2 separate regions of the Mus musculus genome follow, and region 1 is linked to region 2. The links are chromatin loops, found by intact Hi-C in ENCODE. Cell type or tissue: left cerebral cortex. All regions are shown on one strand. Each heading gives the region's core, and the rest is flanking DNA. Links, peaks and the distances in the headings are about the cores only.

Region 1 (14,881 bases), core at 4,472-9,471, 110 kb before region 2:
ATGGGGGCTTTTCCATCAGGGTGGACCTTCCGGATGTGCTGGTAAAGGGGCCGGATGGATTGGTAGCTCTCATAGTCTGTTATGGAATAAACCAGCAGAAAGCCCTCTGCCCAGTGCACACTTTTGGTCAGAGAATCCACCATTTGACTGAGGCTGTCTTGGGCCTGGGAAAAAACAAAATGGAATCTGGTCAAAGAAGCTCAAACATGACACCGGAGTAGCCCCTGTAGGAACACTGGACAGAGAGATCACTGAGTATTGCTGTCTGGCTCTCCCTAGCTTCTACAAGAGGCTTTCTGCAGAAAGCCTCAGACAAGTGCTCAACCTGGATTATTTTCTGAGCTGGCCTGGATGTAGACTGGTAACCTACTTTTTCCACAGGCAGTCTCCAGTGAACTCTAACCACTTAAGAATAATTACAGACCAGAACGGCTTCGTTTTCAGGGAACTAATTCATAACAAACAAAACCCTGGAAACAGCCCAACATAAATATCTATTCCCAAGCCCATAAAAAAATATTTTTAGCAGTCAACTTCTTGAGAATGTTGCAGAAACAAATTCCATTCTCTGGGCTCTCCACTCAACCTTTTCCTCCCTAGAAGGGCTGAGCAATTAGTTAAGTTGCATTCCACAGTGATAGCCAAAAGGTTATCTGATTGCAATTACTGGCTTGAGAAAACATTCCCTAGCTTTTTTTGGGGGGGGGAGAGGGGGACAGCCCTAGCCAGGACGCAAACCCCACTCCCTCCAGAATCCCACCTACTCCATGCTTTTTTCAGTGTGGTGCTGGAACCCAGGAATCCTTACTACTGAACTGGACCCTTAGTTCCAAGGCTGTGGTTTTTAGATTGTCCCAGGATGTGCTCTGAAAGTGTCAATGCCCGCCCGCCTAGGCAGCTCGGGCACCAGTGGTCAGTCAGGGCTACTGCTGGGAGGGGGTGGCTCAGCCTGTAATCCCAACACTTGGGAGGCTGAGGCATCAAAGATTATAAGGAGTCCAAGCAAACCTGAACTACAAACCAGCCAGGGCTACACAGCAATCTTTAAAATAATTAACTAATTATAATTAGCATTTAAGAGGAAACTAGTTCTAATCAACCATTTCTTGCCACCTAGGAGGGCATCCAACATCCCAACCCTCAGCACACCTTGTGTGCCCACACCTACATATTGGGCATGCTGAGACATCTCACTGAGATCCTGGAGCCAAACACCTCAGCCTGCACCACATACCCTCCTGACAGTCCTTACCTGAATGCCTCCCGGAGTGTCCTGGATCTGTAGGGATAGCTGGTCCCCCTCCACATAGACGAGTCTCGAATACAGTTTGCCTGTACAACGAAGAGGAATTTGCATCTAAGTTCCCACGGCCCCATGAGCAAAATAAAGAGAGAGGGGTGGGGAGGGCAAAGAGATACAAGTACAAGAGCCAGGAAGCACGGAAACATTCTTGCCTGTGTTGGGTTCGTAGTCGCCGATGAATCTCTTGGTCAAGAAGCGCACAATCATTGCTGAAAAAATAAAGTAGGAAAATCAGCTGAAGAAGTGGGTCAAGCTGTTCCAAACTGGGCCCTCAAAGGAACAGCACGCGTCCCCCCAGGTTCCCGGGACAAAGCCCCGCCACCGCGGAGTGCCTTTCCCCGCGGAATGTGATGGACCGGACTAGAGCGACACTCAACAGGCACCAACCCCGTCCAGAGCTCAGAAATGGACCTCTGAAGCAACAGGCAGGGGTCTTCCTGCATCCCGGCATCCCGGCATCCCGGCATCCCTGCGGGTGAAGACCCTCCGCTGTCCCTGGGCGGCTTTGCGCGCCTTTGTCCCACTTACCGCTCTTGCCCACACAACCCGCTCCCAGCACGGCCAGCTTGATGTCCTTGGGCAGGAGGTAGTCAGAGGAGGACTCCGGGATGGGGGCCAGCAGAAAGTGCCCAGACATGGTGAGCGGCCGCATGGGCGCGTCCCGAGACCGCGTTGCACGAGAGCCGCCTGGATACGCGCGGACACAACAGCGCCGGGATGTGGCGCGGCCAGCGGTGCTGCCCAGGCTCTTGGATTTTAAAGAGCTCCGGGAGCGCGGTGGCTGCCTCTGGCGCCTCCTTTTCCCCGCCCCTTCCTGGAAGGGTGGGAGCAGCGCCCGAGCAGGGGACTGTCACCCGCGGGCGTGCGCTCCTCAAGGCTGCCTGACGCGCTCTGCCCGCCCAGCTGCGCGGGTTCCTCCCGGTGCAGCCCAGGGGAGGCCTTTGCTCAAATTGTATTTGCCGTGTCCTGGAGGCAGCCTCCAGTCTGGAGCACCAGCCTAGAGCATGAATCTGAGCCACCGAAAGAGCAAAAGTTTCAATTGGCTGGATGTTTCTAGGACAATGGGAAAGAGATCCCTTTTTGTGTCTTTGTCAAACAGTCCTAATGAGAACCCTGATTTTGATCTTCAGCATCCTGTACACTGAGTGTGGTGGCACACTGGCATGCTATCCTAGCGCTTAGCGGGTAGAGGCAGGAGGGTCAGAAGTTTAAGGTTATTCTTGGTCACATAGAGGGTTTGAGTTCAAGGCCAGTTTGGACTACGTAAAACCCGGTCTCAAATATAAACAACTAAAAAATTTAAAAGGGTCCTGAGGGGTGACATCACTGAGGAAATGGGTAGAGCCAGGGCAAGGTTCCTAATTAACTAATTGAGTATGAATCAAGGTAATTGCAGTCACTTCCCTGTGAACTCCCTTAGGGGGCAGTCATGCCCACAGCTCAGCATCCAAACACAGCCCCTTTCTGCTGTGAACAGATTTACTCAAATTCAATGAGCAACACACTTGGGGCCTGGACCTACCTTACTATTCAAAGATTTCCTGGTAGGTACATGGTGGAACTCAGGATAGGGCGTGGGGAGAAGGGCCCAGAAGATAAACATGGCCTTGTTCTTGGATGCCACCATGACAAGGCTGTGTTTTAGTCTCATCTGCCCAATTGTCTAGACAGTCCTACCCTCATTCTTTCCCTTTTTCCTTCTTAGTTTTATCAGGTAGCTTGAACGGCATGACAAATCACACAGAACTCAATGGCTCGCTCCAACAGACTTTTCTTTCAAAAGATTTATTTACTTTCATGGGTATTCTATCTGCATGTACACCTGCATGCCAGAAGTGGGCATCAGATCCCATTATAAATGGTTGTGAGCCATTATGTGGTTGCTGGGAATTGAACTCAGGACCTCTGGAAGAGCAGCCAGTGCTTTTAACAGCTGAGCCATCTCTTCAGCCCCCCTCCCTCCCCTTTTTCCCCAGACACTGCCCCCGATGCCACATACTCCTGTTCTTCCTAATCTATGCCAGGCTCTGACAAGCTTGATTGAGCTCTCTGAGGCCATAACTGAGAAGTTATGAGCCCTAGGGAAATAGGCTGAGTTGCTCCATCACCAACTCACTCAAGTTTGGCTCATTGGGGAGTTTGGCAAGGCTTGTCCCCAGAGTGGCAGAGCAGAGCCCCAAGACGGTGAGGGAAAGTAGACAAGACCTCTGGAGGCTGGGTGGCTCTAGGGCAGAACCCATCATTCCTGGTGCACTCTGTTGACCAAAGCAAACCCTGATGCCAGCATGAGTTCAGAAGGTGGAGAAATGATGCTTTAGCCCTTTAAGGTCAGAGCAGCAAGCCATATTGGAAAAGGGCTAGCACGTAGAAAGTGACAGACAACTAGGTCTAGTTTTGCTGTCGAACATGCCAATAAATGGGCTTCCATACACGAAGTAGCCCAAGCCAGGTTCTGTGACTCCTCCTTGACCCCAACCTGTCCCGTCGGTTGTGGCTGTTTACGTTTAATGATTTCTTCTGTGCACACACACACACACACACACACACACACACCATTTGGCTGACCTTCGGAATGATTAAATAGATGGGCATTGACTCTACTGTTTGAAATGGAATAGCCAGCTGGTCAGTGGTGGAGCACGCCTTTAATCCCAGCACTTGGGAGGCAGAGGCAGGTGGATTTCTGAGTTTGAGGCCAGCCCGGTCTCCAGAATGAGTTCCAGGACAGCCAGGGCTACACAGAGAAACCCTGTCTCAAAACGTGTCCCCCCCCCCCAAAGAAATGGAATAGCCAAAAGTCTTGTATATATCTGTTGTTCTGACGATCCTGGAAAAAGATGTTCCAAGAGAGGCCTGCCATAGTTAAGTGGTACAGGACTGTAATCTTTTCACAAGGCAACCATTTCCCACTAATGTTCACTTTAGCCGGAGAGACATGAAGCAGGGCCTTCCTAACTGGGGAAGTGGGCACCATGAATAGAAGAGCTGTTTAAGAAGCCACTGAGTAAGTGCTGTTTTCCAAAGCCTTTTGAGAAGCTTTGGGAAGGCAGGGCTGTTGTTTCTTGGAGTCAATTGGTCTTTCCTTGATGGACACAAGATGGTTTCTGTAGCATTCAGTTCTCACACAAATAGAGAGAGAGGAGAGGACTACCTTGCTTTGCCTCTTGAACTATGAATTTTGTTTTGTTTTGTTTTTCGAGACAGGGTTTCTCTGTGTAGTCCTGGAACTCCTTCTGTAGACCAGACTGGCCTTGAACTCAGAAATCCGCCTGCCTCTGCCTCCCGAGTGCTGGGATTAAAGGTGTGTGCCACCACTAGCCGGAAATTTTTTTAAGTAGTTCTTGGGTTGGGGACACAGCTCAGTGGCAGAGCCTTTCCCTAGTACACCCTGGAGCTTGTCTAGATTTAGCTCAGAATAAACTAGGAGTGGTGGCCTTCATCTGTAATCCCAGTACCCCGGAAGCAGATGACAAATTCAAGGCTATCCTTGACTATGTAGTAAGTTAGAGGCCATCCTGGGCTACATAAGAGCCCATGTCAAAGAAAAAGATTATGTATTACATCTTATGAACCAGAGCAGGCAAATGTAAACAAAGGAAAGCAATGCTCCAAACAGCTGGCAAAGGCTGGGGTGGCGGTGACCCCATCTTGCGTGGTCTTGGTTCCTCCCAGAGGTCTAGAGACACTATCTATTAATATCATGAAAAATAAAAATCAGAGTACGACAGTTGAACAGGGGCCAATGCAATCTGTCACAAACAGCCTGCGATTTCCTGTGACAGAGAGAGGGACAGAGAAAGAGAGAGAGAGAGAGAGAGAGAGAGAGAGAGAGAGAGAGAGAGAGAGCTGCCTGTTTTGATTCAAGCTTGAGGCTACCTTCTCATTCCCTTACTCATGTCCCGTCTCTCTGTTTAAGGCGATAATTCTCAGCCTTCCTAATGCCGCGACCCTTTAATACAGTTCCTCATGTTGTGGGGACCCCCCCAACCATAAAACCATCTTTGTTGCTACTTCATAAGTATAATTTTGTAAATATCTGATATGAGATATATGATAAATGTTCCCAAAGGGATCGCAACCCACATGTTGAGAACATTCCAGAGCCCGTTCTCAGCTCCCGTTTGTCCTTAGAGTGCCTCTTGCTTGGAAGAACTTGAATGGGGCTCCATCCTCCTTGGAAGGTCTCTTCACATTTACAGATACGCAAAATAACCTTCACAAAATATTGTGAAGACAATAAGCCCCCAAAGCAGAGAATTATAAATAGGCTCTCCTGAATCAGCGCTGCCTGGGTTCTGTTTCGTGTTATATTTGTGTCTAGAGTTACGTAAAGCTGTGGCAACCAGTGGAACACAGGCAGGCTGGACAGATCTGAGAAAGATAATAGGAATGAGTGGGCAGACACCACACAAATCTGTGGGTGTCTAGCATGAGTGTGGAGGGCAGGATTGGCAAATATCAAGTAACAGCAGGTTGGACACGTCATTAACTCTTTCTCAGCCACATGAAAGCTTAATTCTAGCCCTTCAGTGAGACTTGCCCAGGGGCCCACTGTAGTTGATAAATAATCCCACCCACCATCCATCCATATTGAGGGTCAATCAATGTCTTCCCCGGCCCTTTTTTGAAACAGTGCTTCTCTATGTAGCTCTAGTTGTCCTGGAACTCACTCTCCTAGCCCTCAGAGATTTGCCTGCATCTGTTTCCCAAGTAAGTGCTGGGATTAAAAGTATGCGCCACAAGCCTGCTTTACTCTGTAGAAAGCCCTTGACCACTGAATTCATGGGAGCTTTGGAGGCTCTAGGTCCTCCCCAGCACAGGAACCAAGCCTCTGCCCTCTACCACCTCCCTCCATTGTCTCAACCATTGAAAACCCAGTCTCTGCTTGGTAATGTGATGGGTGTTGGCACAGAACACAAAAAGAATATCTTTGTGTTGAGAACTGCTTATCAGACATTCCTGCTCGCTCCCTCGGATACCCCTGTAGCGAAGGAATTAACTTTAATTCATCAGCTATATATTACTTGTTTACAAAATTTTTCAAATCTTTTTTTTAAAGATTTATTTATTATTATATGTAAGTATACTGTAGCTGTCTTCAGACACACCAGAAGAGGGAGTCAGATCTCATTACGGATGGCTGTGAGCCACCATGTGGTTGTTGAGATTTGAACTAAGGACCTACAGAAGAGCAGTCAGCGCTCTTAACCGCTGAGCCATCTCTCCAGACCTGATTTTTTCAAATCTTATCTCCCACTCCGTGTGCATGCATGTGCATGTGTAGGCCAGAGGTCAATCTTAGTGTTATTCCTTGCTTGTTTTGGTTTTGTTGAGGGTTTTATTGGGACTTTGGTTTTTGTGTTTTGAGACTGAGCAGCCCTGGATGTCCTAGCATTCACTCTGTAGGTCAGGCTGGTCTCTACATCAGAGTTTCCTGCCTCTGTCTCTGCCTCCCTGCTGGGATTAAGGCATGCAAGTACTGGTGTGATCTCCACTTTCAGCAAGTTCTCAGGTTCATTTGGTGCTGATAACCATAGAACCAAAGAAAAGCAACACATGTGGGGCCTTGAGGAGCCTCGTAGGTGGCCTGAGTGGAGGGGCAGAGGCTCCTGGAAAAGAAAACTAGTTGGCACTGCCAATTATTATTAGGGAGATAAAATTTTAATCTGAAAAAAGGCTCTAAATGTTGTCAACAAGATTTCGGCAACCTCTAAGGTTAGTTGCACCACAATGGTGGAAGTGGAAGCCAGATCTGTAGTGGGCAAATGGAAAATTAGCTACAACAGGGACCAGCAGACACAAGAAAGACTGGTCTGTCATCTTCCCGAGGCTGTAGGCTCAAGTCAAGCAAGTGGCAAGAGGAAAGGGAGAAGATGCTGGAGCCTGGGTGGCAATCAGTGCACCACGCAAGGACAGAAGGCTGCAGGTAGCTTTCTGTTTCTGCTAACCCCTTGCCCTCTTTCTGCAAACTCAATGCATTACGGGGGCGGGGGTGGAGCAGCCAGAGAGCCCTGACACCAACTGTCCTTTGTGTCCTCCCTTACATCCCTAGCACCCTTTGACTCATCTTACTTAAATATTCGTCTTCTGCCTCCTCCAGGTTGTCACCTCTTTCAGAAGCAAGGCTGTAAGTAAGGCGCTGTCCTTTGTCCTCTTTCCCTGGCAGACCAGATTCCAATAAGTATCCCTGACCTCAACAGAAAGCTGTATCTAAGTTAAAAAAATCAAACTCCCATAAGTACTATAAAGAATAAAGGGACAGAAAAATGCTAAAGGGGTTTGCTATTTTTATAGGCCATTAGGAGACGGTCTTGACAAAATCTGGGCAGAGGTTGAATATGGAGAGGGGACAGACCACAGGCATCAATGTAGGACAAGCTTTCCAGCAAAGGAACTGCCAAACACAAACGCTTTGAAGAAGTGGGTGCCTGGCATATCAAAGGCGCAGCAGGAGGGGAACTGCAACCATAGCCAAGCTCTGGGTTAGAAGTCACTTAAGGAAAAAGTCAGAAAGCCACAGCTTCGATGGAGAGCTTTATAGGGCAGGGTCATTGTCAGGATCTATGTGATATTCAAAGTCATGAAACTGAGTATCATCTGGAGAATAAAAGTACTTCAATAAGGGGTCGGAAAGACACCCTCCTCCCCTGCAAAACTGCAAAGATGAAACAAAATTTAAACTCAGTAACAAGGACCTATCAGTTTGCAAAGCTTTTAAGTTTTTCTGTGACAGGGTTTCTCTGTGTAGCCTTGGCTGTCCTGGAACTCACCTGGCTGGCCTTGAACTCAGAAATCCGCCTGGCCCAAGTGCTGGGATTAAAGGCGTGCGCCACCACGCCCAGTGTCAAGGTTTCATTTTTACATAACTGTTTTCAGACATACCCCAGAAGAGGGCATCAGATCCCATTACAGATGGTTGTGAGCCACCATGTCGTTACTGGGAATTGAACTCAGGGAAGAGCAGTCAGTGCTCCTAGCCGCTGAGCCATCTCTCCAGCCCCCAGTTTGCAAGTTTTAATAAGTGATCCTAACGAAAATGCTTGGGGCATTTTGTTGTTTTGTAAAGACAGGGTTTCTCTGTGTGACTGTGGCTGTCTTGGGAACTTGCTCTGTAGACCAGGCTCACCTAAAACTCAGAGATTTGCCTGCTGGGATTAAAGGCCAGTGCCATCTCGACCAGGCAAAACTAACTTTTTTGTGTTACATTTTCACGTATGTATGTGTACGTGTGTCTAATATACTCAGAGACCTGAAGAGGGTTGTGAGCTACCATGTGGGTGCTGAAAACTGGGCCTGGTCCTGTGCAAGAGAATCCATCTCTCCAGCCCCCAGCTTTTTCCACTTCCACTTAATTCAAGCACTGGCAGCAGAATTGTGAAGCCTATTTTTAAAGACCATTGTACATTCAGTGTGAGCATTTGTGTTTTAGAAAATTGCTATGCTTTACATCAAATGGAAATTCTTTTTCTGAATAGGAATCTTGAAAATAAATTCCCTTAATCCAGCACTTCTCAACCTGTGGGCGGCAACCCTTTGAGGGGTCCAATATCATATACTTGCTGAGACCTGAGGCTCATCTGAGTTCTGTCAGCTTCACTAGCCTTCCAGAACGGAAGGTCTCTCCTCTGCTCAGGAGAAATCATGTCAAGTGCACAAGGACGTCTAGGCATCCTTCACTCTGGTCCCATGTGACTATGCTACATGTGCAGACAGCAGGACTTCCTGGGAAAAACAAAGCACTCCTACGTTTCCAGGTCTTCTTACATCCCAGTATTCATGAGCAAAATGGTAGCCAGACTACAGAAATACTATCTTTACAAACCATCCATTCATATATTAGCTATCCTCAGCCCAGTTTCTCCATGACAAGATACCATGTCTCAGTTCTACCATATTCTTGCAGTTTTCTAACACATACAACACAGCAGTCCTCACATCTCAAAAGCTGTCCTAGCCTGGCGTGGCGGCGCATGCCTTTAATCCCAGCACTCGGGAGGCAGGCGGATTTCTGAGTTCGAGGCCAGCCTGGTCTATATAGTTCCAGGACAGCCAGGGTTACACAGAAAAACCCTGTCTCGAGAAAAAAAAAAAAAGTTGTCCTGAACATAAAATTGCACACCCTTAATAGATCAATATTGGCAGTGCCAGCTGTGGTGGCACAACCATTATTCTCAGCACTTGGGAGGCAGAGACGGGCAGATCTGTGAGTTTAAGGCCACCTGGTCTACAAGACAAGTCCAGGACAACCCAGGTTGGCTACTCTAAGAGACCCTGTCTTGAAAAAAAAATAATCTTGGCACTTTTCTCAGTAAAATACTTTTCACTAGAACAGGTGCTTGCATGCACTAGGATGGCAATCTCACACAACCCTAATAGCAAGCACAGCAGCCAACAACTCCAGAGCTTCAAGCTGTGGATGAAGGGGGAACACATGAACTAAATTTTGATTCTGTTTAGACTTGGATGCTATGGAGGGATTTTACTCAAACAAAGCCCAGTTAAACTCAAGGCTTTAAGTTTCTGAAGTGAACAGAAAACCTCTGAAAAACAAGCCTTGTAACAGACCATAGTGCCCGTGAGCCAAAATGAAAAACATACCAAAGACTAGAGCAGAACCCTATTTCCCAAGGCACTAACCTTGGCAATCAGGGATGCCAATTATTTACTCTTAAAAACCATCACTAAACTGAGCAGTGGTGGCACATGCCTTTAATCCCAGCACTTGGAAGGCAGAGGCAGGTGGATTTCTGAGTTCGAGACCAGCCTGGTCTTCCAAGGCAGCCAGAGCTGCAGAGAAACCTTGTCTCGAAAAACCAAACCATCACTAACAAAACAGTTGAAGCTCTCCAGTGCATTTAATGCTAACAGAATCACCACAACCAAGGACTGGGGTGGGCATCTGCAGAGTCCCTCACTGAAGACATGATGGAAGATGATGACAATTCTGTGAACTGAATACTGGGCACATGCGTACCCACATTCACACCATGTGGACACATGTTAAACACATCATTAGGTGTTAATGAGCTGCGGCCACTGTAGCAAGAATGTTAGCTCCATTGCCTATGGAGGTGGCTAATGGGGACTTCACACAGTTTAAAAGTAGCCCCACTACATAACAGGATGTTAACCAAGCAATCTCTTTCACTAAGACAGGTAGTACTTCTAGAGAACCCTCTTACCTATACCGTAAATTTCTGTATAGCTGCCACAGCAAGCAAGAATATAGTTATTTGCTTGTCACTGCCGACTCCAACCCTGGGCTACAACCTAAGCACTGCCGACATGGCCACCAGAGACCACTTAAGGTCCATTAGACTCTATCCTCCCCACTCTGTGGCAAGGTTAAATGCACCCACCAAGTACAACTTCAAAGACAAGAAAGGTGAACCAAAGGCCAGTACACATTGTTTCAAAGATGGTATGGTGGGCCATATATAATCTTTAGGTTAGGAAAACAATCAGTGCTTTCTCAGCAAGCAGTACCAAATGTCTGTGGCCAGCCCTCTCCTGGCTTAGGTCTGCCCACTTTGGAGAATTTTGGTTATTTTCAAAGTGGGAACCACAGATACCCACTCCCTAATACCAGCATGCTACTATGCACATCATGCAGCCTGAAGATCCCCCTGCCTCGGACTCCTGGTGCTAGGAGTTAGAGCTGTACCACCATTACTGGTCACCCACTAATGTTTTCCAGCACCCCCTCCCCCCATATAGAGCCTCTTCAAACTAGTATACCTGTTTTGTAAATATTTGGCTATTTTCCAATCAAGAGGATATTTTCTGCACACTAAGCTGTATCATTTAGAACAATTAGTAAAATCTGAACAAGAAAGCCAATGAGCAAACCCCACACTACAGTCTAAGGAAAACACTTCACAGTCCTGGTGCTGGTATTTTATTTCTTTGTGTACATTAGGCCATGAATTCGTATGGAATGGGCTCCAACAGCTCAGGCTCTTTTCCATTAGTCCTCACAAAGTGTGCTTCTCTGGGTGGCGCAGGCTGGTAAGAAAAAAAATGAAATTATAGTGAAGTTTAGTGGTTTTTGGAAATAATGAATACACACTTCTTAAGCTTATTAACAAAGTGAGCCAAGTTCTAAGGGTTCCTCAAGATTAACAGTGAGTGAACACCGCCAAGGCAGCTCTCACCTGGCGCTTCAGCTGCACCCAGGTGCCCTTCTCTTTGGCTTCCTTTTTCTTCTGGTCATTCTCCTTCACCCGCTTCAGGAAGCTGTCTCTGCTCTTTGAGTGCTTGATGTGCTCAATCCGCACATTGATCCTCTTGGCCAGAATTTTGCCCCTGGAATGAGCAAAGACCGGTAAGTTCTAAATGCTTCACTCAGAAACACAGTACAATGTACGCTGTTCTGACAGCTGTTAACTAACACTCCCCCAAGATCAACATGGTGACATGTCAATCATTCTCACCCAAAGGAAGAGGCCTCGAGAGCACTTTAAAGCTCCTTTTTCTGATAAAAACAGACCCCAAACCACAGTAACTTAGCCAAACCAGGCAAAGGAAGCCTGTAACGAAGTTTTAATGCTATAAAAGCCAGCACCGACTACTCACAGAATCCGGCCTCCCCAACGTTAATGTTTCCCCTGACAGGTTACAAGACAAACACTTAAGTTTGCCTGAGTTTTAAAAGGTTATTTCCTTTGCCCCACTTGAATGGCCAATGAAGACATTAAGTCCAATTGGCAAAGTGAAAGGGGGGGTGAGGCCAGCTACTTAGTCAAAGAAAGGCGCTCTACTCACTTAACCTGCTTGTTGACAATGATGCCCACGGCATGCTGGGTGACATTGTAGACTCTTCCGGTTTTGCCGTGGTAGCACTTATGGGGCATTCCTTTTTGAACAGTGCCCATTCCCTAGTCAACAGAAAAAGTATTATTCCAGAAATTCCTCTTTTCAAATCCTTGTAACTAACCAAGGCTCCCTTTCAAGGTCAGCTCAAGAACTCTCAGAGCCGGTGAAATGTGGTTTTCACATTGCATCAAGCAATCAAACAGACAATCATCATTAAGTTCCAGAGCGACAGAATCTGTTCAACGACCCATCAAAGGACACGGCCTTCACGGGGGGTTCCGTAACACTGCCATCTTTAATAACAAATATTATCTTCATATGGGGGTCTAACTGTACAGCCTCATCTGGCCTTGAACTAGAGAAATCTGCTTGCCTTTGCACTGAGTGCTAGCTAGGCTCAAAGGCATGAGGCAGCGCTCTCAATTCCTAATAAGGTTATTTTTAACTGTATCTTTTACTTTTCCCCCATCCTGGGCTATTAACTTCAAGTAATTAAATCACAATTCCTAACACGTGTGCCCTTCCCTCCACTCCATCAACTTACCTTGATGTCTACAATATCACCCTTCTTGTAGATTCGCATGTATGTGGCCAAAGGAACAACGCCTGCAAAAGGAAAAAAAAAAAAAATCAAGACTTCTAGAACCACAGGTACACTTTCATGAGTATACCAGTTTCCAACCCAAGTCCACATTCGGCAGTTACATACACTGTAAAGGACAATGTCTCTGACAAGCAAAGCCAGACTAAGACATGCCACTTCTCCTCAGGCACAGACATAACAAACTTACCATGTTTCCTAAAAGGCCTAGAGAACATGTACCGGGTGCCTCTCCTCTTTCCCTTTGTGTTCGTCATTTTGGCGAGTTACTGAAACCAGAAAAGTTATCAGTCAAATAACAATTCACAGTTTATGTTATTAACTGTCCCAATAACCACACCCCCAAAAGTCATCTTGTCGCACAGGGCAGGCCCTCTCAACCTCAGCACCTCCGTCAACCTTCCAAATCACAGGAATTGAAAATGGGTGCCCACAATTCCTCTTAGCAAAAGAGGCCAAATTCTATCATTAGCACCATCAGACTGGATGCTAGAACTTAAGCCAATACATTGCAACCTGCAACTCCAGGGTAACTTGAAGACCACCAAACTCAGCCTCTTTGATGCTGTTTAATTCCATTTTACTACAGTAGCTTTCTATCAACAATCTCTTAATCGCACACCTGCACTTTCGAATGCTATTAGGAAGCATGCATAGAAAACCACATTCCAACTAAATTTAAATGCTAATTTAACACCATCTACGAACTTACCTACTACACATATTTAGAACCAGATCGTGTATTCCCACAAACCAACAAGGTTTGGATTACTCCAGTCATCCAGGGCAGAAATACCCGCCATTCCTAACCACAAGGGAAGCTCCAAAGCATGGTGTACTAGACATAACCCCTTGCCCTTGTAGTCTTAAGCAGCCTTAATGTTACCTTCCTTCCCCACGCTCGTCTTCTAGGGCCAAAATTCCTAAGTGTTTCATGTATCCAGAGGAAGGGTCCCCATTACATCATTACCAGGCTGACCCGGCGGGCACCCTCCTCGCCCGAGCCAATTCCAGGCTTCGGCACCCCGGCATCGTTAAGACCCAAGCAGAATCCTAAGTCCCAGCCCGACAGCACATGCTCAAGTCTGGGGTTGGGCGGACGCCCGGCAACCAAGACTGCGCCAGGCCCGGCTCCCCCGGATAGAAGCTCCCTAGCATACACCGCCCAGGGCAGTGACCTCCAGACGGTCTCCCCACGCCCCTAACACGCAGTCTCTGCGGCGTGGGCGCCACACGCAGCGTGTGTGGAGAACAAGACGAGAGAGCCACGCGCGTACCAACCTGGAAGATGGCTGCGGCGGCCGAAAGGAGGAGGGCGGGGCTGCGCGCTCTTACAAGGCCCGAGGGCTGCCCGCGAAGCTGCCTGAAGAGAAACGCCGGGCCCGCGAGGCTGGTCGAGAGAACCTCATCGTCCCGATAACCTGGAGACGCCGTGAGGACACGCTCCCCGGCGCAGATTAAAGGCAGCAGGCCAACAGAAACTCACTCAGGCATCCTGCTAGACATCCCGGAATGGGGCCCTCGCGGGCGTGGAGCCGGACGCGACTTCCGTAGCGTGCTGACGTTACCTTGCGTCGTGTGACGTAGGAGGCACCGCCTCTCTGGGTTGCCCAGCGTTTTGCGGTGTGGTACTTGTTAGTGTTAGTGTCTCCTGAGTTTCCAGGCCATCCTGAGCCACATAGGCGAGACCCTGTCTCAAACAAAACAAAACGCCTCACTTTGGTTTTCTTTCCTCTCATACCTGTAGCTCGAGCCTATCTAGAGACTAGCCTATCTTGTCTATTAATTGTACAAAATAATAGGTTTCATTTTGACATCTTAAGACAGGCGTGTGTGTAAAGTACTCTCATCATAGGCACCCCATTAGCCTTTTCCTTCCCTTCCTGTCTCCCTGGCTGTAGATAAGGGTGTTTAGTCAGTCATACTGGAAGCAGTATTCCTAATAATCTATGGGGATAACCGAATTGGATATTACGAGCGCTCGAATAATAGATGAGGACTTTGAGAGATGAACATTGTTATTTTTATAATAGCTATTCGGATCGTCATTCCACATATGCAGTAGTGCCCCACTTAAAATTGGAGACATTAATTTCTGTCCTTAGTATGCGTTCTTGGGAAGGTAATTCCCACCTTCAGCAAAACAAGAAACTAGCGTGCTG
Region 2 (14,881 bases), core at 5,735-10,734:
CCTTAAACTCGGAGATTCAATCTTCTGGAATCCATAGCCACTATGGCTCAAGATCTTCAAACCAAGATCCAGATAAGGATCTCCAAGCCTCCAGATAAGGGTCACTGGTGAGCCTTCCAATTCCGGATTGTAGTTCATTTCAAATATTGTCAAGTTGACAACCAGGAATAGCCACTACACCAGGGAAAACTACTTTTATCACCCTGCTACTTGGACAGAGCAATTAAGTCATTATAATCAGGTTTAAGCATGTGTTTATCAATCAAAGTAGGAACCAAAGCAGTCAAGACATCTTTGCCAGTGAGAAATAGAAACTCTGTGCCTCGGGATTCATCAAGCTCCTAGAAAGCACCTTCTGTACCCTGCTGCTTGTGGAAGTGTCTGCCCTGAAAACTGTTGTCAGGATGCTTGGCTTAGGTGTCATGGTGGGCGGGCGAGACCAAGCGCCATAGCCTTCCTGTTGGTGCACGCATTGGCTGAGCTGTGTGAGGTGCCGCTTTGTCGTGGAAGAGAGCAGACTTATCTGATGAGAGAGAGTGCTGGCTGCAGCCGTATACTTTGCTGTGAGCATTGCCCGGATGCACAGGCTAGGCTGGGATCCAGAAAGGTGTAGTGGCTCACGGAGCAGCAGACTGTCAGTAACTGGCTCTGGGGTGAGCTCTGTTTGGTGTTGCTGCAGCTGCTGCTTAGCCAGTCATTGTCACTGGCCACATTCCACTTGTCCCCCAGGTCACAGTCAGATCAAGAGTGGGTCACTTTTGGGAGGAGAGGACAAATGACCACTTCTGCAGCTGTAAGAGGACTGGCTCTGCTGGCCGCTCTCAATTGGTCATTGTCAGCTTCTGATGCTGCCACAGTGCTCTGCATCTTCAGGGACTCCTCTCCTCTATGAAGCGTCTTCACCCAGCATGCACTGCGCCTTCCTTAGCGTTCCTGGGTCAGACGAGTTGCTGATGTCGCCAGCTGTCTCTGCTGCTTTTTTTGATGCATTTTCAACTCAAAAAACAAAAAACAAAAAAACCCCAAAACCAAAAAACCCCCCAAACCAAAACTTCTCACATCTGCTTTTTGTTTAATATCAGTTCCATAGTATAAAATAATAAAAAGCATGAAGTGAGATGTGTCCACTAAATGATGTCTAACAGAAGCATATTTATTAAGAATGTAGTGGTGGCGCCCGCCTGCCTTTAATCCCAGCACTCAGGAGGCAGAAGCAGGGGGATCTTTGTGAGATTGAGGCCAATCTACAAAGTGAATTCCAGGACAGCCAGGACTACGTAGAAGGGGGCGGGGGAGATTGTTCCAGTATTAAAGTCAGAGTTCAACAGGGTCAAAAACATAATTCTTTTGCACCAACTTGATAATTCTTTCAAGCTCACAGTGGATGTTTTCTGGATTCTGTCTTCATCTGTATGTTTCAGGATGAAGGTTAAGAAACTGCCCCTGATCCTGGCTCTGCACCTGAAGAGGTTTAAGTATATGGACCAGCTTCACCGGTACACGAAGCTTTCTTATCGCGTGGTCTTTCCTTTAGAGCTCCGTCTGTTCAACACGTCAGGAGATGCGACCAACCCTGACAGAATGTATGACCTGGTCGCCGTTGTGGTTCACTGTGGAAGGTAACTGCGGCTCTGGAGAGCTTGTGACTGCGCTTTTCCTGCATTTGTGCCTGGTGCCCTCAGAGCCCTGAAGAGGGCATCAGATCCACTGGGACTGGAATTACAGATAGTTGTGAGCCACCATTTGGGTGCTGGGACCTGAACCTAGATCCTCTGCAGGAGTAGCCAGTGTTCTTAACTTTGGGTCATCTCTCCAGCACCCCACATCTTTTTTTTTAAAGACAGAATCTCTGTTGTGAAGCCCAGGGTGGCCTCAGCCTCCTCCGTGCTGGAAACCCAGGTCTGTGGTGCTCCCACACTTGGCTGGACTCCAGTGTTCTTCATCTTTCTCAAGATCGGTTTGTTTTGAAATTAGCTTTTGAAATACATACGTTATCACCCCTTCATTTAAACCTTTAATACTTTAGCTTTATGCCTTCATTTTCATTCTTGTCTGACTCTGAGTCTAAGGGCCCGATATCGCAGCTTATAGAACTTGGCTGTCATCTGTTGGCTTCCTTTCCTTTTTTGGTTTTGGTGTTGAAATGATGCTGCCTGAATAGATTTTGCAGGACAGACTGGTCCCGAGTGTGAGAGTGTATTCTCATCAGTGACTATGAGAAGCGTTTGAGTGCTGGTGGATGTGACACGCAACAGTCCAGTGCTCTGACTGTCCCGCTGTGCGCGTTCGCCATCCCCAGCCAGCCAGATTCATGGACAGCCCCACTCGAATCCACAGGGCATGTGTTCTCTGTGTGGATGCATATGCCTGTAGCCCTTCCTTGCAGGGGTGTGTGATTTGGGGGCTAAACCCAGAGCCTTGCACATGCCAAGTAAATGCTGTGGCACCTAGCTGCACGCCAGATCTCTCAGCGAATAGCATCCCTCTAGGGCAGGAAAGTTGACTCCCAGCACCCATCTCAGGAGGCCGAAACCTGCCTCTAACACCAGCCCCAAGGGCACAGAAGCCCTCCTTGGGCCTATGGAGGGCACCTGCAGTGTGTGTGTGTGTGTGTGTGTGTGTGTGTGTGTGTGAGACACACACACACTTAAATTTTTTTTTTAATTTTGAAATTTAGGACAAGAAGGTAATATAATGTTTTTTTAATTAACTTTTCTTTTTTCTCTTGTTTTAGTGGTCCCAACCGAGGCCATTATATTGCAATAGTTAAGAGTCATGATTTCTGGCTGTTGTTTGATGATGACATTGTAGAAGTAAGTAGCTTCTTAAGTGCCTTGGAGTCGGGCATGTCTCTTTACTTTTCCCTTCATAGCTTCTCATTCCTGTAGGACTGGTGGTATTAACTAAATAGTTGGTCAGGGCATTATTTTGTAGTCAGAGTTCAAGTACAGATGTCTAAACCAATATACTGAGGCTTTGTTGCTGTGATAGAACACTATGACCAAGGCACCTTATAAAATAGAGCATTTAGTTGAACTAATGGTTTCAGATGCTTAGAGTCCACAATAGAGGCAGGAAGAGCTCACACCTTGATCTGCATGCAGGAGGCTGAGAAACCATCCTGGGAGAGGCGAGGGTGGGAATAAACCCACAAAGCCCACTGGCAGTGACACGCCTCCTAGTCCTTCTCCAGATGCCCCAGCTGGAGACCAAGCATCCAAACATCTGAGTCCATAGGGGCCCTTCTCAGTCAGTCAGGCCTCCACACCAGTGTGGGCCTCCTTCTCAGTCAGTCAGGCCTCCACACCAGTGTGGGCCTCCTTCTCAGTCAGTCAGGCCTCCACACCAGTGTGGGCCTCCTTCTCAGTCAGTCAGGCCTCCACACCCAGTGTGGGCCTCCTTCTCAGTCAGTCAGGCCTCCACACCCAGTGTGGGCCTCCTTCTCAGTCAGTCAGGCCTCCACAACAGTGTGGGCTTCCTTTGCAGAGTGGAGCATGCTCAGATGGATATTCAGGGAGGCCTTACCCCGGCAGGCAGGCAGGCAGGGCAGGCACCTTTGTTGCTGTTTGGAGTTTTACGGTGGTGATTAGTGTTTTCCTGTGCTTTGTGAGCACATTTGCGCAGTGCCTCTGAGCCTGGCTCTCGTCCTTCCGTTGCTGTAAGCTTCATCCCCACAGTGCCCACTGCACGCCACTGCCTCCTGCTCACTGTGCACTTGGCTGCGGGTGGCTTGGATGGATAGAGCAGTTGAGACACTGGCGCGCCGTCAGTGTGGACCGTACTGATCAGTCCTTGTGTTGGTCCTTTACTGACAGCGTCTCTCACCTTCCTTGGCGCTAGGCCAGTCTGTTGGGTTGACCATTTTTACACATCCAAAATAGCTGACAGCTAATGGGCTTCATGTGGTTCGGCTGACACTTGCAAGGAGAGGTACCGGCTCAAGGGTAGCTGTTGTGTTCAGCTTTGGACCTGTTGTTCAAGGTGTTTCCTACCAGACTTCTCCTCGGCCGTGGGGAACACTGAACACTGTGTGCTCCGTTCTGAGTGACATGGGATAGACACTGCTGTTCATCGGAGTTTAAAACAAGCTTGTCAGAGCTGGAAGTGCTAACCTGTCTGTTCTGTGTCACAGAAAATCGATGCCCAAGCTATTGAAGAATTCTACGGATTGACATCTGACATCTCCAAGAACTCGGAGTCTGGCTACATCCTTTTCTATCAGTCTCGGGACTGAGAGGAGCCACGGTGGGGAGAAGCTTCTACAAGCTTCTCTGGTTGTTTCAGAAAGGATCGAGCGGATGTTCAAGAAGAGAAAGCGAGACAGACAGACAGACAGCCACAGGACGCTCAGGGCAGTAGCTCACTTTGCATACGATAAAGCAAAGACTGTGGATTAACATGCCCTTCCGGTTACAGTAGTTGAATTTTTTGCTCAGGAATCATGCTGTCTGTGCAGTTCACACAAGGAAGTAAAATCAGAGATACCAGCTCTCGTGTAAAGCAGCTGCCAGCTGCCAACACATTTTCTGTAGTAATTGCACCAATGATGATTTGAGTTCCTCGGGAGGGCAGTGGAAGAATTAGATGTGCTAGTCTGATTGAGCACACTGCACTGTGTGCCAGCGTGCGGGATGCGTACACTGTGCATGGGAGCAGTGGCGGTCTTGTCAAGCATCCCGGAAAGTACCTTTGGGCCCAACCCTTGCAGTTGCCTTCCTGACGCACAGAGCACAGACACAGAGCCCAGTGTCAGGAGGTCAAAGATAACCCTGCTTCTCTGGAGAAGCGTGTGATCATATACAGTGTATGTACATGGAGGGAACAGCTGGTCAAAACTGGCTTCTTGATTCCCCAAGGGGAAAGACTGCCTTTGTAATGATCTTTTTTTCCTTATTTATTTTACTTAAACTGGTTGAGTCTAAGCATTGTGTGAAGTGCCAGTGACTCTACCAGCAAGTCTTAGCATATTTTATTAGTTTGTCAGCTGAAGTAGTCCTGTTGTTCGTTTCTGTTTTCAAGGTGAACTGAAAATTCTAGCTAAAATCACTAAGATAATCATGAGATGATTGCAAGATTGCAGTGAGCGGGGTCAGTGCTGTCAGGAGGGACTGTCTCTCTCTGGCTGAGCATTTCCTCTTTGGTTATAGTTTGTCACTTTTTTTAAAGCTTTAATTTCAGTAAAGTAGGAATTCCCTGTTGCTAGAATGATAAAGGAAGCCGCAGCGTGAAGCCGGCATTCTTGCCAGCCAGAACCCCAGGACCGTGCACAGCTGCGGCGGTGGCATGGCGTGTTCTTCCGGTCTCTTTTTAGCCTTGGGAAGGGCTAGTAGAGCAGCCAGAACCCCGGCAGCAGGGCAGCGCACGCCCTTTGGAAGATTACGTTTTGGTGAAGTAGTAATCTCGAAAAGAAGCCCCTCCCTCCCCTCCCGACCTGATCGTCCTATTGGAGCAGTGTGTTCAGACGCTTACAACTAGGTCTGTTGGGAGTTTAAGGAACAGTACGGGGAGTCTCCATGTCCCGCCAGGCATCAAGTGGTATGACAGTGGCTGAATGTAACTTGCAGAAAGTGGATGAGGATTCTAGTCGAAGCTGTCAGACTCTGGGTAGCCTCACACTGCCCTCCGCATGCCGTGGTGGTGGTGGCCTGTTGATAAAGCCCCTGGTTTTCTATTTTACTAAAACTGTTGACTGAGAAGCAAACAGCAAAAAGAAATGTTTTTGTGCTGCTATGATTAACATTTATTTTCTACCTTTAGCTCAGGAAATGACTTCATCTATTCATCCCATAGGCAGATTTGTGGCGGGGTCACTTAGCTAATCGGGCTTCGTGGACAGATGTGCTGGGAGAAAAAGATGGCCTTTGACAAACTCTTTCTGATAGTTTCTGAAGCCTTACCCTGGCTGGGTTTGTGATCTGCCAGCATCGCACAGAGAACCACAACCAAGAGCATGGGAGGTAGAGCCAGGAGCACAGGCCTGCGAGGGCCTACGCCAGATTGTGTTGGAATTAAGACATGCCACGGCTGCAGCCTTGGGTTCAGAGACAAGGCATACAGTGCGGCTGGGTCCTCCAGGCGGCCTTGTGCAGCACTGAATACTGTGTTTGCTTGCACACACATTTTTGAAGTTAAAACATAGCAGGAAAAACCTAGTTAAGTTCTCCATGAGGTGAGGTGTAGCATGGGAGCCAACCTCCGGGCGAGCAGGCCTGCTTGGCTCAGGTCTGCGCTGGACGGTTTGCAGGGGAAGGGCTCCTGGGTGTTGGCTCCTAATTTACTTTTTATTTATAGTGCAGATGGATCTGAGGAAGACATTTTGAATTTTATCAGAGACTCAGTAAACTTAAAAAGCATACAGGGTTTGGGTTGGGGACTGGGGAAGGCAGGTATGGGGAGTGAGAAAGAAAGGTGACAAAGGTGACCCGCCCAGCACACACTTCAGGGGATTGTCGTTTGTTTGCCTGCGATTATGATGAGGGCAGATGCAAGTTTCAGACAAGGCTAGCTGCTGTGTTATTATGTACATGTTTGCTTGGGCAGCTGTCCCAGATTTTGTATATTAGAACAAAAGTTTCTATGAATTAGCATAACTAAAAGTAAATATTGTAAGTGAAGCCCACTTCTGAGCCATGCGGCTTCTGTCATGGGGATTTCGCCTTTAGAAGGTTACTCAAGACAGGAGCCGAGTGGCTTAGGCCGGGCCAGGAAATGTGCTATGGCGTCAGCCATCAGCATCGGGTTTTTCTTTCCATGATGGCCGTAGGAAGACCTCACTTTCATAACACGCTCCTCCTGATACTTTGTGTAAAGATACTTTTCATTAAAGATTCTCTCAGGAGGGATGTGGCTGGGAGCTGGGAGGCAAGGTGCTGGAGTCCTCATTCTCCAGTGAGCTTAGCTGTGTGACCTTGGGCAAGTCACCTAACCTCTCTGTGCTTCAGTCTCCCTCTTGTCAATGGGAGTAATACCTACCTCACAGGGTTGTTGTGGGGATTAATTAGAGAGGAAGTCTGTAAAGCATTTAAAAGGTTCTTGAAGAAGGCGCTATATAAATACAAAATAATATCTATTAAAGTTGGCTTATTTGTGCTTGTTGGTTTTTAACTATACTTTTTTTTCCTTTTGCCCAAAATGTATTTGAAATTAGAAGCATACATTTTAGGAATATGTATTAGTCCTTCTGCAAGTTACAACTTTTGTTCTCCAGAGCCCCTAGAAAACCACACACGTAGAAAACAGTGCTTTGTGGGGTCTCCTCCTCCAGCCCTGTGACAGACTTCCCAAGGTGAATAAGTTCTAACAAGGAAAGGTCTGTTTGGGCTTGTGCTTCTAGGAGCCTCAGTTCCTCGGCAATTGGGGCCTGTGGCATGGTGGCAATGTAGGCTGAGAGCCTGTGGAAGTCACAGTCAAGTCCCTATTGTTTGCCCTAGCAAGCCACCTCCATGCCCTCAGGGAGCGCCAGGTCCAGGCTGGCTGTTACGCAATGGCATGCATGCCCTTTGAGACAGGTCCCTAGTTTCTAAGAGCTAAGTTCCCAGAGGCCACTGTCTGTCTGTCTGTCTGTCTATCCCACTTCCTCTGCTCCTGTTCTGTTTTGAGCATTCACAGGTCTGAGTAGCCTGAGCTGTAATTGGTGAGGTCTCTGGACCTCCCTCTGTTTTCCCAGAGTCCCTCTGTTCTGAGAACTGACCCTCCGAGAGCCACCTAGTGGAAGTCTGCTCTGTTGGGGCTCTGGAAAGACAGTTGTCAGCAGTAAGTGAGCCCCACTGTCAGAAGGATGTGCCATACCGTGAGTGACTTCTGTCTCCCACGTCTGTCGCACATTTCCCACACGTCTCACTGGGAGCAGATGAAGTCATGCCTCCCAGGTTTGCTCAAAGCCCTTCTTCTTGGGCGGCACCCACCCAGAGTCCCTCCCAGCCCTCTGCCTCCACGTCTGCCTGTCTCAGCTTCTGAAGGAAGAACGTTTGGATGTTGTTCTCTGTGGCCCGAGACAGAGTATTTTACTTCTTCCAATGTCAGTCAGTCATGACGTCCTCATCTCAGAAAGAGTTCCTGTCTCTCTAGAAACCGAGAACTCTACCAGACACACGCAGCCGAGAGTATACCACCAGGCTATGACTTGGGTGCCTGCGCTCATAATCGTAGCTGTTTCTTCATTGCGGTGAGGTAAAATGAAGGCCATTCTGACCCTTCCCGAGGGTCCAGTTAACGAGCTGTACATCTGGACGGGACTCTGTCCTCACGGTCCAGTCTGAGGGTCCTGATCGGCTTCATTTTCTCTGCTAGTTACAGGATTACAAGGCAGGAAAAGAAATCTCTGGCATGACAGGTGGTAGTGGAGACCTCTCAAACACAGAAGACAGCAGCAGATGAGGAAAGGCAGTTGGAGGGTGGGGGTGGGGGTGGAAACAGGCAGCAGTCACAGACCCTCTGCAAGAGGGGTGGGGCTGAGGGATTCAAGAAACAAAGTTTTAGTCTCTTGCTGAAGACTATGGTTTGGTTTGGTTTTCAGTATCTGAAGTTTTCTTTCCTGTAATTAGGGTCAGTCAGATTGGAGATAAAGGTTTGATTGGCTCACAACTGGTTTATAGCCTGTCCTGTTCTGGCATCAGACTTGTTGAGCCAGTTCATGGGGGGGATGGGGGGGGGAGTTGCTGCTGGTGGGAGGTAAGAGCCCACAAAGCTTTTGTTTAAGCTGCCAGTTTCAGATCTGGGTGGTAATGAATCCAGCCACCTTGGGAGTTCTCCATCTTTATCTCGTAGCCATGGCCCCTCTCCCTCCCTGTCTGGCCGCCAGGGGGTTGCTTGCTGAGCCTCTGGTCATCACAGGTGTGTCTGTGTGGCTGTTTTACATCCCTCATAAGTGGAATTAGGAAGGATTTGTTTTGTGTCTATTATTAAATGGTTCCCAAGGCTCAGTAGAGTGCGCCAACATTTCCTTTTTTTTTTTTTTTTTTTAAATCAGTTTTGCTAAATATCACAGGCTGGTCTCGTTTGCCATCCTTCTGCCTCTGAGAGAATGTCCTTTCTTATGAAGCTTAAATAACACAGAGAAACTGTCTTACAAAACCAAAGAAGTAAAACAGCGCTTAAAGAACATTTCCTTGTCCCCGGCCCATCGTTTGCTGACAGATTGAGACTCATGTGCACTAGTGTGCACATTCGAGCCCTTGAGCCTGTCTCTTCCTGGGTGTGCGTGTATGTGGGAAATGCTGGATCATATGGAATCCTCTGGTACCAAGTTTAAAACAACCAACCATGGTGTTTCCCATCCCCATGCCGGCTTCCCCTGTCAGCACCTCACCAGTCTGCTTTCTCAGCCTCCCGGCACACACCTCTGTTGTGGTTTTTGGTTGAGTAATTGCCGTCGATATAGGCGTGCTCTATCTCCTCATGGTTTGGTTTGTGTTGCCCTGTGTCTGCTCTCAGGCCCATTGACCATAAACATGTAGCAGTGACAAGCAAGGCGCTTGTAGACTCACTGCCAGGCCTTTTTGTTTCCAACTCAGATGCTTCGAATTTCCTTTTGTTGTCCGGTTGCTCTGGCTAGAACCTCCAATACCACTCCGAATGGAAGCTGTAAAAGGGGCGGGACATCTTCATGATCCCCAAGGGAAGCTCCACCTTTCACACTGAGGATGATGTCATCTATAGTTTTTCCCACGTGGCCTTTTATCATTTCGAGGGCAGATTGGAAACATCACATTTCCTCACATGTCTGAGCTACTGAGGTAATCAGGTGTTGTTCACCCTTATTGAATCACTGTGGCATAGGACAGGTCTGGCCCTTTAAGAAACTATCCATGCACTCTGGAAGTAAACACCACAAGGTTTCGGTATGTGGTCTTTCTACGTGGCTCCTGAGTTCCGTTTGGTAGAATTTGGTTGGCCAGTTTTCCATGGACATTGATTGATACTGGCGGTGGCAGCAGCAGCTTTGTGCATTCCTCACTACCTGCCCCAGTGTTCTGAATTCTCAAATGAATGTAAGATACACAGGCAGCCTTATATTTAGTATTCCTGAGTCAGCTCAATGGCTGGGCCACTCACAAACTTCCGTGATTCTAATGCCTCCTCTCCAATACTCCTGAATTATTCCTTACTAAAATCTATATTCCATCTTTGCTACTCTAGATCAAATTATGGGGGGACAGGGGCTGGGGCCGCTCTTCCTCTATTCTTATGTGATTGGTCTCCTGCAGCTCTCAGGCTTGGACCTTATTTCTTTGCTGGCATGGCAATCCTTTTTCTTGGTCCCCTTGCCCTCAAATCCTAAAGTCCCGCCTCTGTCTCCCTGCCCAGACACTGGCCGTCGGGTAACTTTATTTACCAATCAGAACCAACTGGGGGCAGGGACCCTCAGCATCTTACATAAGGATTCTCTTACAATATTGGAAACCCAAATAAAAAGTTGTACTGGCTGGTTTTGTGTGTCAACTTGACACAGGCTGTAGTTATCACAGAGACAGGAGCTTCAGGTGAGGAAATGCCTCCATGAGATCCAGCTGTAAGGCATTTTCTCAATTAGTGATCAAGAGGGGAGGGCCCATTGTGGGTGGTGCCATCCCTGGACTGGTGGTCTTGAGTTCTATAAGAAAGCAAGCTGAGCAAGCCAGGGGAAGCAAGCCAGTAAGTAACATCCCTCCATGGCCTCTGCATCAGCTCCTGCTTCCTGACCTGCTTGAGTTCCAGTCCTGACTTCCTTTGGTGATGAACAGCAGTATGGAAGTGTAAGCTGAATAAACCCTTTCCTCCCCAACTTGCTTCTTGGTCATGATGTTTGTGCAGGACTAGAAACCCTGACTAAGACACAAGTGTTAGACCAACTCCACAGCACACTGGTCTGTAGTTCTCATGGTTTTCCTTTCCCTTTATATTTGTCTCTTGTGATGCTGAGAGTCAAATCTGAGCCCTTGGACCCTCTTATCAATGAGCTGTATCCCAGCCTTCATTTCTTTTCTTTCCTTTTTTGTACTGTCTTTAATCTTTATATCAGAGTGATAGTGGCCTCGAAGAATGAATTAGGAAGTTGTCACCCATTAGACCTTTTGGGTGAATATAAGAACATCCAACACGTTTCCCCCTTGTTTTTAAGTCATAACTGACATATATATATATGGTTTGATGGGAGAGGAACATGCACACAGCTTTAGAGAACAGGGGGAGATGACTGTGGAACCCATGGGGTGCAGGTCCAGAACAGGGATCTAGAAATCACGACTGAAAGAGCTGGGGATGGAAGGATGCTAATTAATGCTATGGCTGGGGATAGACTTGAGCCGCCCATGCCATGTGGGTATTTCACTTTTGCAAAGTCGTCCTCATCCAGGCTGACTCCTGAGAAAAGTTATACAATATTTTACACCATGCTCATGTATTGTAGCTCATGGTGATTCCTAGTGTTTTCTCAGTTTCTATCTGGTTTCAAACTAGGGGGAGAAAAAAGAAAAAAAAAAAAGCTCACACTGTGGTTACTTTAAGAACTGTCTTAACATCACACAGAGTAGTGGTAGTACATGCCTTTAGTCCCAGCATATGGAGACAGGAGCAGGTGTTAAAGGTTAGCGTGATCTACAGAGTGAGTTCCAGGATGGCCAGGACTACAAAGAGAAACCCTGTGTCTAAAAACTAAAAATAGCCTGGCAGTGGTGGCGCACGCCTTTAATCCCACCACTCGGGAGGCAGAGGCAGGCGGGTTTCTGAGTTCGAGGCCAGCCTGATCTACAGAGTGAGTTCCAGGACAGCCAGGGCTATACAGAGAAACCCTGTCTCAAAAAACAAAACAAAACAAAAACCCCAAAACTAAAAATTAACAAACAAAAAACACTCCCCCCTCAACACACGCACCATCACCAAAAAACAAAAATAAACAAACAAAAAACTGGCTTAATATCAAGAAAAATAGCTGTTTCCATGGTCAGACTAACCATTCTTAAATCTGGTTCCTGAGGTAAATCCCAGAATTTTCCTTCTCTGACCAGAGGTGAAGAATCCCGCCACCACCTCAACCCAGGGGGTGCTAATTGGATTCTGGGCTTACCAGCTCAACACGTTCATACCACATTTGGGGCTCTGCATCCCTTTTCTGTGAACTCACTGTCAGTCTAGCATTGATCTGATGTGAGAGTTATCAACCATATCCTGAAGGCATCTTAGCGAGTTATAATAGCACAGCCCTTGAAAGTTGCCTTGTGAGTTGTACTTGAATAGTATTGGGAAGTGGGGAGTGTGGCCCTGCATACCTATCTATACCTGGGACTGCTTATTCAGCAGTGGGAGGAGCTGACAGCAGGAAATGGGAGCCAGTGCTCAATCTGTCTCTGTGTCTGTCTGTCTGTCTGTCTCTCTCTCTCTCTCTCTCTCTCTCTCTCTCTCTCTCTGTTTTAAGACAGGGTTTCTCTCTGTAGTCCTGGCTGCCCTGGTACTCCCTCTGTAGACCAGGCTGGCCTTGAACTCAGAGATCCGCCTGTCTCTGCCTCCCCCACTGGAAGCTTCCTAAATCAGATTCTTCGAACCTGCTCAAAGTTGCCTTGGGAGCCTCACCCCTCTTTTCAGATGTGGAAGCCCACTAACCGGTTGCAGGCAGATGGTCCCACGTTTTCTTTTCCCACGTCTGGGTTTGCTGCTTTGGGCTGCTCTTGGCGGTGCATACTAGATGGCTGTGGATTGCTGCAGTTTACCATTGGGAAGTTGCCTCTGGTCCTCTTCCTAAGAGAAGAAGAGGATGAGTCAAATATGCCTATATCCAGATTTCAAAGAGAAAGAGTCGATCTGATATGTCAAAGTTAAGTTGGTGGCACCCGCCATGTCCACTCAGCATACACAAAACCAGAAGGATGCTTAGATCTGGGAGGTTGAAGAGACTATTCTATAGCCTCTGTAATGAAAGGCTTACATTCTTAAAAATACCCAAGGAAGCCAGGCATGGTGGTGTGTGCCTACAGATCCAGCATGCAGAAGGATTGGGGGTTCAAAGCTGACCTCAGCTACACGGGAGACTTGAGGCCATCCTAGGGCACATGAGACCCTTGTCTCCAAAATGAAGTGTTAGCAGCATGACCTACTATGTAACAGTGTTAATTTGTAATAGCTCCCTAGTAAATTCCTGAAAGCATACACTGGGTCACTTGTAGACAGTATTGAAGAAAAAGAAAACAATGTTACTATTTTTTTAAATGCTACTCTTGGTATGTTGGCCACTTCTCTATTACTGTTATAAAATATCACAACCAGTGTAACTTAAAAAAAGAAAGTGTTTAACTGGGCTTATGGTTTCCAGAAGGTTAGTGTCCATGATGTCTGAGTAAAGGTGTGGGAGCTGAGACAGCTCACTGAACATCAAGGAACTTCTGAAACCCCAGAGTCTGCCAGCCATCGACACACCTGATGCTTCCCAAACAGTTCCACCAACTGGGAGCCAAGGATTCAACAGCCCCGGGAAAGACCAAAGCACACACACAAATCCCGGCACTCAGAAGGCAAGGGCAGGTGGATCTCTGAGTTCAAGGCCAGCCTGGTCTACAGAGTGAGTTCCAAGGTATCCAGGACTACACAGAGAAACCCTGGTGGGGGTGGTGGGGGAAGATGTGGATGGTGGAAAAAAATTCAACTGAGCCTACAGGAGCCATTCCCATTCAAACCATCACACTTAGATGATAAAGCCTTCGTCCAGTGCAAGCATTTGGGAAAAACTAATATTCTGTGTGCACATTAGGACTATTTAGCCACAATTTTTTGCCAGCAGAGCTTTTTGGCTAGCGACCATTTTCCAAGTGGTGGTTATTTTAGGCCACAGGAATGGCCTATATTAGTTAGACTTTTACTGGTGACTACTTGTGTAGTGGTGATCACATGACATAGGAAGTAGACACACAAAATTGCTGTCTGTGGGACAGATGATTAGCTGTAGTCATGGAAACTTCAGAAAACATAGCTCCAGGTAAGTAACTGACCTTTCCCAGTACTGCCTGTGTACATCATTCTTAGTTACTTTTCTATTGCTGTGATAAAATACCACCATCAAGGCAATCTATGGGGGAAAAAAATGTCAATTGCTGTTAGACATTGAGAGGGTTCAAGTTCATGGTGGAGCAAAGGCGATGCTGCAGGAATAACTGAGAGCTCACATCTCCTCTCCCTCCCTCCAGACAGGGTTTCCCTGTGTAACCCCAGCTGTCCTGGAGCTCACTCTGTAGACCAGGCTGGCCTCGAACTCATGGAAGTCTACTCCATGTACTCAGCTCTGCCTTCCCAGTGTGTCACATCTTGATCTACAAGAGGCACTAGGAGTGCTAGGTGGCTTTTGGAACTACAACGTTTGTCCATAGTGACACATCTCCTCCAACAAGGCCACTCCTAATCTTCCCAAGTTCCTCCACCAACTGGGGACCAAGTATTCAAACATGAGCCTATGGGGCCCGTTCTCCTTCAAACCAACACACCTACTGAAAAGAAAGGCCCATTTTTAAATGCAGTGTGAACATTGCGATGTCAAGCGGTAGGTATTAATGACATTCTGTTCTTCATGCTAAACTTTTAGAGCTAATTGCAAAGTACATTAACTTGATGTTACTCAGAGCAATATAGTTTTTGATGCTGAGCCAAAGTGGGCGGTGGAAAGCTTTGCCCTGTGCAGGGTGCCCCTGGGCTACAGCATGGCACATGGCATGTCGTGGCTATGATGAAACGCAGGTGGGACTCGGCTATAAGTAGAGGAAGAGTGGGGTGTGTGTGTGGGGTGTTGGGAAGGGGGAAGCAGAGGACTGTGGGCATTTCATCTAGGCTCCACCCCATGGTTACCTAGCAACAGCAGGGGTGGCTAGAGTTCTGGTACTAGTATTTGTTTCTAGTAAATTGACTTTGCCTCTAATTCCCAGAG

What was found. Peaks named below come from ENCODE experiments on the same cell type or tissue, not always from the same donor. Only the 100,000 strongest peaks of a DNase experiment are listed, where the experiment ranks them.
Region 1: a loop joins it to region 2, with 2.3 times the contacts of the local background. A loop is called at or near these places in 2 of 42 quality-filtered maps.

What each region holds. Positions count from the first base shown.
Region 1 is chr5:146,832,291-146,847,171 of GRCm38, reverse strand. It overlaps Rpl21 (ribosomal protein L21), which reads right to left and starts at 14,282. Exons shown (of 6, transcript NM_019647.6): 1 at 14,001-14,282; 2 at 12,910-12,988; 3 at 12,663-12,724; 4 at 12,068-12,180; 5 at 11,458-11,608; 6 at 10,140-11,308. The coding sequence starts at 12,976. The coding sequence ends at 11,219. It overlaps Rasl11a (RAS-like, family 11, member A), which reads right to left and starts at 2,101. Exons shown (of 4, transcript NM_026864.1): 1 at 1,832-2,101; 2 at 1,456-1,512; 3 at 1,253-1,332; 4 at 1-164. The coding sequence starts at 1,955. It overlaps LOC115490268 (a small nucleolar RNA gene), which reads right to left and starts at 12,338; the gene lies at 12,268-12,338. LOC115490276 (a small nucleolar RNA gene) reads right to left here and starts at 12,028; the gene lies at 11,900-12,028. In left cerebral cortex, for the core only: a CTCF peak has its summit at 6,429 (motif pointing right); DNase peaks (open chromatin) are centred at 5,048, 5,625, 8,703 and 8,947; H3K27ac peaks cover 1,993 bases.
Region 2 is chr5:146,727,032-146,741,912 of GRCm38, reverse strand. It overlaps Usp12 (ubiquitin specific peptidase 12), which reads left to right. Exons shown (of 9, transcript NM_011669.3): 7 at 1,422-1,619; 8 at 2,735-2,813; 9 at 4,133-7,101. The coding sequence ends at 4,234. Among named protein-coding and RNA genes, the nearest start is that of 4930573C15Rik, 31 kb to the right of the region's middle. In left cerebral cortex, for the core only: CTCF peaks have their summits at 7,712 (motif pointing left) and 8,810; DNase peaks (open chromatin) are centred at 7,779 and 9,020; H3K27ac peaks cover 375 bases.